Regions from separate parts of the Homo sapiens genome. Here region 2 is linked to region 1. The links are chromatin loops, found by intact Hi-C in ENCODE. Cell type or tissue: body of pancreas. All regions are shown on one strand. Region 1 overlaps PARD3 (par-3 family cell polarity regulator). Region 2 overlaps PARD3 (par-3 family cell polarity regulator).

Region 1 (5,000 bases):
CCAATGCACTGGGCCGTTCATGTGTTTATTAATACAAAGTGGATATAATGCAGTTAAAGTTAGGAAACACGGTACATATTGAGAACTGTTAGTTACATGATTACATGATCACAGCGAGGAGCTGTTTCTGTAAGATCAGAATGAATGGAGCATGCTGCCTGGGAACCTGTAGCTGCTTGGTTAGAATGAGTGGGTGCTCAGCTGGTGGTAAATTTTTTGTTTACCTTTTTGGGTTGTGAACCAGCTGCACTGTAATTTATGTTAATTTGTGCTTTAAAAGTTTTCAGGGTTGTACTCGATCTTAATTGTGGGTGAGAAAGATGAAAATTATGCATAAATACTAATGGCAGTCGTGAAAGGGAGAGAGGTTATTCTTTTTTGAAAAAACAGAATCCTCCTCTGTCACCCAGGCTGGAGTGTAGTAGCGTCATCATGGCTCACTGCAGCCTCGAACTCCTGGGCTCGGGTGATCCTTCTGCCTCAGTCTCCCAGTAGCTGACAGGCATGCACCATCATACCTGGCTAATTTTTCACTTTTTGTACAGATGGGGTCTCCCTATGTTGCCCAGGCTGATCTTGAATGCCTGTCCTCCAGCAATCCTCACACCTTGGCCTCCAAGGTTATCCTTTTGAATAAAAATCATATGTAACTAAACCCAGTTTTTTGTGATATGTAAATCTAGAGTTATATCTTTAAAACTGTAAAGCATGTTTTTGTAATTCATGACCTACTTCTTTTTTACCTTAGGAGTGCTACTTCTGAATTCTTGCAGAAGTACAGATTGTACAGTTAATGCTGATCTTTGCGATAGATAGAACAACTTACATTAACTGTGAAAAGAATTCTCCCTGATGTGGAAATACATATAATCTTATTTTGGCAAGCATTTTACCCCTTTCAGTTTCTGCTTTTCTTGATGTTTAAATTTATCTTGTAGCCTTGTATGGTGATAGCAACTCCTTGGTATTTTTCTTGATTTTAATTTTCTTCTGCAGTTTGAAAGATTGTATTCATTGCTGTGATGCATATAAGATTTCTTAGTTTTTTTACCACTATGTTTTAATATGAAATGCCAAAGAATTTTAAAGTTTTTTTAAAATTAAGATTTCAACGTTGTGGCCTAGATGAATGTGTTACTTGAGGAAGGAGGTTTTAAATGCATCCTATTTAATGGGAAAGTTTGACTTGCGTGCATCACTTTATTTTTCCCTACCAAAATCAACATTTTATATCGTTAGAATATCTATCGATATATTTGGGTTACCTGACTCAAACCTGTTTCTTAAAAGCAGAAAGCAGTTAACTATTTCTTTATAATGCTTCTCCACTTCCATTGGAACCATGACATTGCAACAGAAATTATATTCACAGGCAAAGTCCCACAGCAACTGTCTTATGCTGTGTGTTGCAGCCTAAACGCTTATTTCTTTTGATTTGAAGGCTGTAATTCTTACTGCGAGTCTCAGTAACTTTTGCAAGAGCAGCCATTGACAGGTGCCCGCCATCTCTCTAGCCAGATGCTACCTCATCTGCCTCTGTCCGATGACTCTGGAGTTGGTCTGGTCTCAATTTAGTAAAACTTGATGGCCGCCGATGTGTTGCTGAAGTAATCAGTTGTAAAATGAGGAGGTAGAAATGTATTCTTGTCTTTTCTGGGAGGTTCAGGTACACACAACTTCAGGTTGATGATGATCCAAGTTCCTTCCCTGTTTGTGTCTTAAAAACAAGATTGAAAGCATAAACAAAACCAACAACAAAGTTCTTTGATCAAGGGAAGGGATTGCAACTGTTCACGGATGGAATTGGATTGGACCCTGAATTCTTACAGCTTGATTTGACTTTGTCATTTAGTGTAGGATTTCTTAACCATGGTTTCACTAGGTGCTTATAGATACTCTAAAACATGCACACACTCATACATCCCACCCCATAGATGCCCAGAAACCACTCAGGACTCGCTGAATCAGAATCTCCAGTGGTAGTGGGATGGGGTTGGGGCTAGTCAGGTACCCTCACTTCCTCCCGCAAAGGTCCCAAAGTGAATCCAGCCTAAACATTGCCAGGTGAAGAAACTGAAGTCTAGAGCACCAGGCGATATGAAGATAATAGAACTGTTTAGTGACAGATTTGAGAAAGAAGCCAGTGGCATTTGAGCATATGCCCTGTGCTCACCCCAGTAAGAAATCAGAAGCATAGTGGTGCAGATCACCTGCCTGAGAGCCAGCGGCGGCCTGGCGAGCCGGTGTGCACGCGCTGGCTGGTATTGGTGTCAGCTTTCGTGAAGGCGTCCCTTGTGTTTTGAGGCTTCTCAAGTTCTGAGGAAGCACCTGCAGCTGCACAGAGGTGCGTGTGCATGGAGTTGGGAGGCTAGCCGCCAAATGCTGCTCAGATTCCCAGGCCAGAGAGATGGTCTTTATACGTGATAAGAGCACGGATAAGCCACCTGCTTTGGGGTCAAAATTAAAAAGTCAATATACAAGTCTTTAACCTGGTTACTAATAAAGAATCTCTCAGCCCTGCTAACATAACCTGTGACTTTGTTCGTGTTAGCCATTTTCTGGTTATCTAACTTTGAATGACCTTTTCACTATAAATCTTTTAGACACATAGGTGTAGCTTTGTCAAAGAGTACTATATTTTTATTCTTCCTAGTAGAATTTTACTTTTATCATAGGATTGAAAGCCAAATTTTAAATACATCCTTTTGGAATATGTTTTTGTACCTATGTTAGAGGACCATGTGAGGTGTCAGATACCTTAAATTTTTTTTTAAATCACATTTTAATGCAGATACTCAGAACATCAAGTCATTAAATTATGTGAAAATCAGTATTTTGTGAGAAGGGTCCAGTTCCTTTTCATTTGTTGCAAGCAAATTATCACCTGCTTCTCTCTTACGGTGCATAATTTTGTTAGTAGGTAAGGTAATTTTTTCTGTTTTTTTTTAATGTTTTTAAAATTGTGTAAACGTAAGGAATACAAGTGCAGTTTCGTTACATGGATATATTGTGTGGTGGTGAATTCTTGGCTTTTAACCATCATTCAATATGTTGCTGTACCCATTAAGTACTTTCCCATCCTTCACCCCCTCCCATCCTCCTGAGTCTCCACCGTCTATCATTCCACACTCTGTGTCCGTGTGTATACATTATTTAGCTCCCATTTATAAGTGAGAACGTGTGGTATTTGACTTTCTGAGTTGTTTCACTTTGGATAATGGCCTCCAGTTCCATCAATATTGCTGCAAGACATGATTTCATTCTTTTTTATGGCTGAATAGTATTCTATTGTGTCTGTATACCACATTTTCTTTTATCTAGTCATCTGTTGTTGGACACTTAGGTTGATTCCCTATCTTTGCTATTGTGACTAGTGCTGAGATACATATATGAGTGCAGGTATCTTTTTGATATAATGACTTCTTTTCCTTTGGGTAGATACCTAGTAGTGGGATTGCTGGATCAAATGGTAGTTGTAATTTTAGTTCTTTGGGAAATCTCCATGCTGTTTTTCATAGAGTTTGTACTAATTTACATTCCCACCTGTTTTAATCTGTTCTGTTCACTGCTGTATCCCCATGTCCTAGAACAATGCTCATAAGCATTCAGTAAACATTTGTTGAATGAATGAATGAATGGAATGGAAATGAATTAATACCCAATCTATCTTTGCTTTGAGAAGGTCCTATTATGCAAATAAGTTTCTCTTAAAAAAAAAAATCAAACTTTTAAAAATTTTTAGTAGAGACGGGGTTTTGCTATGTTGCCCAGCCTGGTCTTGAACTCCTGGGCTCAAGCGATCTTCCCACTGCAGCATCCAAAAGTACTGTGATTATAGGCATGAGCCACTGTGCCTGGCCAAGTTTTTCTTCTTTTGCTTATCAATGAAAATTAAATATGTACCATAAGATATATCTTTGAAGATAAAAGGCTTTGGAGTGTTTTCTTCTTCCTGTGTTTGAATATATATATTGTGGGAGTCAGAATAATGCTATAGAGCCAGGTTTGGAGGAGGAGAGACGTCTGTTTTTCATCTTCCTCTCTCTGCTCTTCCTGGATTTTGAACTCTCTTGAAGCTACTCACATGGATGTGAACTGTGATAGATGACTGACTCCTAGTTCAAAACTTTGATATGATGCAGTGACTATGATTCAGTTGCACTGAGCAGGTTATATCAGGTAGAGAGCACCCACAAAATCTCATGATAGACAATACTATAATGAAAAGAGAAGGGTTCTCCAGAGGAAGGTATTTTTATGCTAGTAACCACAGAACTTTTTTGATAAGGCCAAGAAATTTACTGAGCTTTTTTGATAAGGTCAAGACATTTGCCAGAAAAGAGGCTTGTCTCGGCACATAGTCCTGGAGTCTTGATGGTTTTCATTTGTAGTTGTTGCAGATGAGGAATTATTTGTTGCTTAGCTGTTTTTTTCTTGCATTTACGAACCCGTGGTAGTTACTGTCTTGCTTATTTTTCCACCTTGACCATTTCAGGCCGCTTGAGGACAATCCGTATCCATCCTCACTCCATGCAGGAAGTTAAAGGCTGAGCAGGAGACATGCACCATTAGTGTACTGCACCTCCTCTTCCCCTAGTTTAAGAACATCCCTTCTTCTCATTCCCCTTTATGTAACTTTGGAACATTAAAGCAGCAGATGGTTTCTCCTTCAGGCTGCACGGAGGAGAATGGAGCTTAGCATGATGTGTTATCCTTAATAATGTCATCACAATATTATTTGTTTCTTGTGGAATTTAAAAATAAACATTAGCCTCAGTGGCTGATATTTATATTCTGCTTAATTTGCCATGCCTATTCAAGCTGGCTGTCAATTTTGGGGCTGGTCTTACTGGCCTGGACTAGAAAGATGAGTTTGTCCGATATCACCCCTATGTGAATGCCTTAATGCTTAGAATCATCTAGCAAATACTTTTCCAATATGGCTAGAAACAAAATCATCTTAAATCATTAGGCATTTTTCAGTGCCAAAGGCTATCAAA
Region 2 (5,000 bases), 120 kb before region 1:
CATAGAGGCTTCCGGATGGTTGGACTTCTTGTACTGTGGCTCAGGGCTCCTGGACAGTATCCCAAGAGTCAGGAAGAAGCAGCTGTCACTCTCTCAAGTTTTAGACCTGGAAGACAGCACAGCTTTATTGTCCCTGTATTCTATTTGCCAAATTAGTCAGTAAGCCTGCCTAGGTTCAGGGCAGGGCATGCAGACTCCACTTGTCAGTGTGAGGAGTGTCCAAGGCCTTGTGGTCATCTTTATTCTGCCATAGATACGTGTGTATGTGCGCATATGCGTGTGTATCACATATAACATCAAACATTTTTTTTTATTGTTATGTGTCATGTTTCAAAGTCATCTTTTTCTTGATCTGGGCAAGGGCAATAAAATGTATGTCCTGAACTTTTGAAGCTGACAAACTTAAGAAGTAGTTTGTGTTCATATTTCATGAGCCCAAAGATCTAACAACTTTCCCAGGCTATGTGGTAGAAAGAGATAATGATAATAACATCTTAGGTTTATGTGGCATCTTCTAAGAGGTTCAAAGTGGTGGTTCCACTCATTTCTTTATGGGAATATACTGTGAAGTCCATAAGCAGTAGTACCCCCAAGTTCATACACAGAGGTGGGAATGCAGTAATTTCATCATTCTACTAATGAACAGTGTTCAGAAGGCAGTTCTTGTAGTGATCTGTTTACTGATAGAACTTCTGTGAATCTGCCTTTCTTAGATAAGATTTTGGAAAATGATAGAAATTAACTTTTGTGTGCCTGGTAATACATAATATACTATTTATCAAAGAGATGTCATATTTGAAGAAGAGTCAGTTATTTTTCTGAAGTGAAATTCTTTGGGGGAGAAGTTTTAGAGGTATGGCATTGCAGGGATGTCTGTAGTAGATTAAAAAGTCTACATCCTCAGCAGAGGCAGAAAAATACAGTGGAAAGGGTATAGGTGGTTATGTGGCCATCCCTGTACTGAGTATATGGCCAGGACTGAGGGTGACACTGCAAGTGGAAACCCTTGTCCCCTTGTGATATCTGTTCATGAGTCCCCCCAACCCCCACCCCCCGCTGACTGTGGGAGTGTCTCTTTGTACTTACGGGAGATTGAATGGAGTTTTCAAGTATAATTCAACCATATGTTGAGTTTGCTTACCTTTGCTGTTTAGAGCTTATCCTTTGAGTAAGGTGCAAGTCGACTGTAAATGTGGTATTACTTAAATACATTCCATTTTTCTTAAAATGAGATACTTTACCTCTAATTGAAGGTATCAGGGGATAAACAGTTTTTCAGGCACCATTTGTTATGGATTATCTCCTGGTTCATGAATATTGCATTCTTATGTGAAGTGATCCACCCTTCATGTTTCCCCAGAGTAAAATTTTTTTTTTTTTTTTGAGATGGAGTTTCACTCTTGTTGCCCAGGCAATGGCGCAGTCTTGGCTCACTGCAACCTCCGCCTCCCAGGTTCAAGCAATTCTCCTGCCTCAGACTCCCAAGTAGCAGGGATTATAGGCGTGTGCCACCACGCCCAGCTAATTTTGCATTTTTAGTAGAGATGGGGTTTCTCCATGTTGGTCAGGCTGGTCTCAAACTCCTGACCTCAGGTGATCTGGCTGCCTTGGCCTCCCAAAGTGCCGGGATTACAGGTGTGAGGCACCGTGCCCAGCCTTCCCAGAGTAAACTTTCTAAGGATGGCTTTTATATCCCTGACTAGTACAGAGAACTCCATGGGTTCTGTGTGGTTTTCCAAGTAGAATTCAAATTTATCAGCCTGAAAACTGACCCCAGCCTGCCCTCTTCTCTTTACCGCCACGACCCCTTCCTTCCCTCTCCCTGATCATGGCAGAACTGACTCTCACTGCTGCCCTGGAGTCCTACTGCCCTCCAGCTCCCTTGTGTTCGTGAGTTGTCCCTGGCCTGGGATACTCTGCCCCTCCTTTTCCCTCTCCTCTTGGCTCTCCCATTTTTTCATCTGCACTGCTGCCAGAGCTGTGCTTTTTGTTCAGAAAGCTCTTTGTGGCCTCTGCGACGGCCCCCCGGCTCCCCAGGTGGGCTCAAGGCTGACTGCACCACCCTGGGCTTCTCAGTGCCACACCAAGTGCCACTGCTGGAGCCCACACCTGCAGTCCCTGCTGCAGCCCCAGGCATTGTCCAGATGGTGCCTTTGCGGATTCTCCACCCACAACCCAGGGAGATGCAAAAGTAGATTATGTTGAATTCAAGGTATATAAAGAATCACTGTACAAACATGTGCTTTTTGAAAGGAAGTTACTCCGATAATTTTGACCGTGTTATTACATGTTTTATTAGTTGTAAATAATTAAAAGTGGATGAACATTTAAGAGCGAGTGAGCTGATACCATCAAGGAGGATTTCTGCAGTCTCCTTCTTTGGCGAGGGTGTTCACCCAGCAGCCTGTAGGCATGAGCAGTGCCTGGAGTCCTCTGCTTTCTGCTGCCAAATTTGCTGCTGCACAGGTCACTGTAGACCTCCTGGGTGCAGGTGCAGCTCCAGCGGGTGGCGACTTGTTCCTAGGTAGACAGAACAGGGGGACATGTATCCTTGTGGGAAAACAGTGTACTTGAGAACTGCAGGGCAGTCACGACTAATGCTGTTATTAAGAAATACTCCTGGCTTTGTGACTCTGGGTGTTTTTAATCTTTTATAATTAAACATAAGTGAATATTGAGGTGTATTTTAGCATTTGCTGTACTCTGCTAAGTAGAGTTTGTGACGTGTTGATAATGGGAGAATGGGTGCTACTGTAGTAAAGAAAAACAGAGAGCTGGTGCTGGGTGCGGTACCTGTGCCTGAAGTCCCAGTGCTTTGGGAGGCTGAGGCAGGCGCGTCGCTTGAGGCCAGGAGTGTGAGACCTGCCGGGGCAACACAGCGAGACCTTGTACTTTTCTTCCTACAGGGAAGAGCCTGTAGACTCTATTCTGTCTCCACAGGTCTTCTCCCACCCAGCGTTGGGTGGAGCCAGAGAGCTCCGCAAAGAGCACGTGGGCGCACGTCCGGGGAGAGCTAGGGGTGCACAGGTCCGGGGCAAGCACGTGGGCGCGCATCCTGAGGCAGGAACAGGGCGCATATCTGAGCAAGCGAGCACCTGGGCGCATGTCACGAGGCGAGCACGTGATGCATCCTGGGAGGTGGCCGAGGGAGGCTCAGGAGAGATTGGAGTGGAGTTGAAAAAGCAGGAAGCAGAGAGGGAAGTCCGTGTGTAACAAAACATTCAGTTTGTAGGCCCTTGGGTCAGAGGAGGTGACAGCCATAATTTTGGCTCCCTGGGAAGGGTCTCAGGCAGTGTCCTGATTTTTTTTTTTTTTTTTAAACGAGGCAGGGTCTGACTGTGTCTCCTTAGCTAGGGTGCAGTGGTGCAATCACAGCTCACTGTAGCCTCGACCTCCTGGGCTCCAGTGGTCCTCCCACTTCTGCCACTCGAAGTGCTAGGACTACAGTGACTAATTTAAACAATTTTTTTTTGTAGAGATGGGGTTTTGAATCCCTGGCCTCAGGCGATTGTCACAGCTGGGCCTCCCAAGGCACTGGGACTCTAGGCGCTCACTACCACACCTGGCTCTGACGGGTTGAGGCTGTGGGGACCTGGCTCTTTCACTGTCCTTCTTTGCCACATGTCCCCGCGTCTTGTCTCTTCTCGTGAGGGCTGAAGCCATCCTTTGGAGGAGCTCAGGAGCTTGTCCTCTTTATCCAGGGCTCGGTGTTGGCTTCGAGCCGGCTTCCTGGGGAGGAGGCCCCGGCCTGGTCCCGGGCTTGGTGATGACGCTGCCCACAGTGGGATGCTGGGGAGCTTTGGAGCCTTGGTTTTGCGGCTGCCAGCAGTGTGGTGGAGCATCGAGAGGGACGCAGGTGATGAGACTCAGGCCAGTGGCTTCTACCTGGGACTGTCAGGGTTGCCTGCGTTGGCTGTTGGCTCCCTATGTAGCTGCTGCTCGTTGGTGACGGGTACAAGCGTCAGTGCTTCTCACTCAGGGCAGTGTAGAATGTTACACAGTGATAGTTTATGTCTAGCCAGGTTTTGAATGCTCTTACTGGAAACAGTCATATTTCCTATTATCTAACTGAATAGAGAAGTAAGCAGTTGAGAATACAGTTGGGCTGCACTTGTCTTTTTTTCCAAGTGAGTTATTTTGTATTTTTTGATACTCTGAAATGATCAGTAAGTGTGTGTGTCTGTGTGTGAGCCCATGTGCGTGCCACGCATGCGCTTCCCTGTGCATGCGTGTAGGAGGCTGGGATGGAAGGGATGGCCATAACTGACTGTTGGAATTTCCAGGAAAGGCTTGGAATTTATTTTTGGGTCACAGGCCATTTTTTTGGTTTCTTTCAAGCACTAAATGATTTTTTTATGTAACTTCACAGATTAAAGAAATGCAGTCAGTTTTTGTATGACTTAGTAAATCTTAAGGAAAAAACCCTACTTACATTAGGATACATTTGCTGGAATATTTACACAAATCTTACAATAAAACTTTTCATCTTTTAAAATTTTTTATCAACTCAGCCATAACTTATTTATTTTTTGCTTCATTTTAAAGAGAATACTCATTCTTTTTTTCCTCTTTCCTGGTACTTCAGCTTCTCATTTGCTTGCAGCCTCTGCATTGCATGGATGCTGGTTTTTCAGCAGTTCTGGCCCTAACAGAAGCATCCTAAGGATAGGAGGATTTCAGTCTGGGCTTGCTAGCCTTATCAGGGGGAGAGCAGAGTTGCTAAGTTTCCATTCTCTGTCACTTTCAGTTACTCTGCTGTGGCTGCTCAGTGCTGTTCCCAGTGAAATAATTTTAGCATATTTTTTCCTCTTGTTTCTGCATCAGCGTCATTACTGTTCATGCCTCCCTGGGGATCAGACTGATTGGTAAATTAGTGCCAGCAGAGGAAGTAGAAGACAATGTGTGAGCGTGTTTTATTTAAACACATACACTCTACAATTTGTTTTATTGGATTTTGTCCTTTGAGAACACCACAAGTAATCCCATTACAGTCTAGAAAC

The links. Peaks named below come from ENCODE experiments on the same cell type or tissue, not always from the same donor. Only the 100,000 strongest peaks of a DNase experiment are listed, where the experiment ranks them.
Region 2: it touches region 1 in a loop (2.0-fold over the local background); 4 of 110 quality-filtered maps call a loop at or near these places.

What each region holds. Positions count from the first base shown.
Region 1 is chr10:34,667,551-34,672,550 of GRCh38, reverse strand. All of the region lies in intron 2 of PARD3 (par-3 family cell polarity regulator), which reads left to right. Among named protein-coding and RNA genes, the nearest start is that of PARD3, 150 kb to the left of the region's middle. In body of pancreas, no CTCF peak of the experiment used is centred here; a DNase peak (open chromatin) is centred at 2,260.
Region 2 is chr10:34,790,162-34,795,161 of GRCh38, reverse strand. All of the region lies in intron 1 of PARD3 (par-3 family cell polarity regulator), which reads left to right. Among named protein-coding and RNA genes, the nearest start is that of PARD3, 23 kb to the left of the region's middle. RefSeq lists enhancers at 1,471-2,173, 2,174-2,876. In body of pancreas, a CTCF peak has its summit at 2,981; DNase peaks (open chromatin) are centred at 2,481 and 3,091; H3K27ac peaks cover 2,083 bases.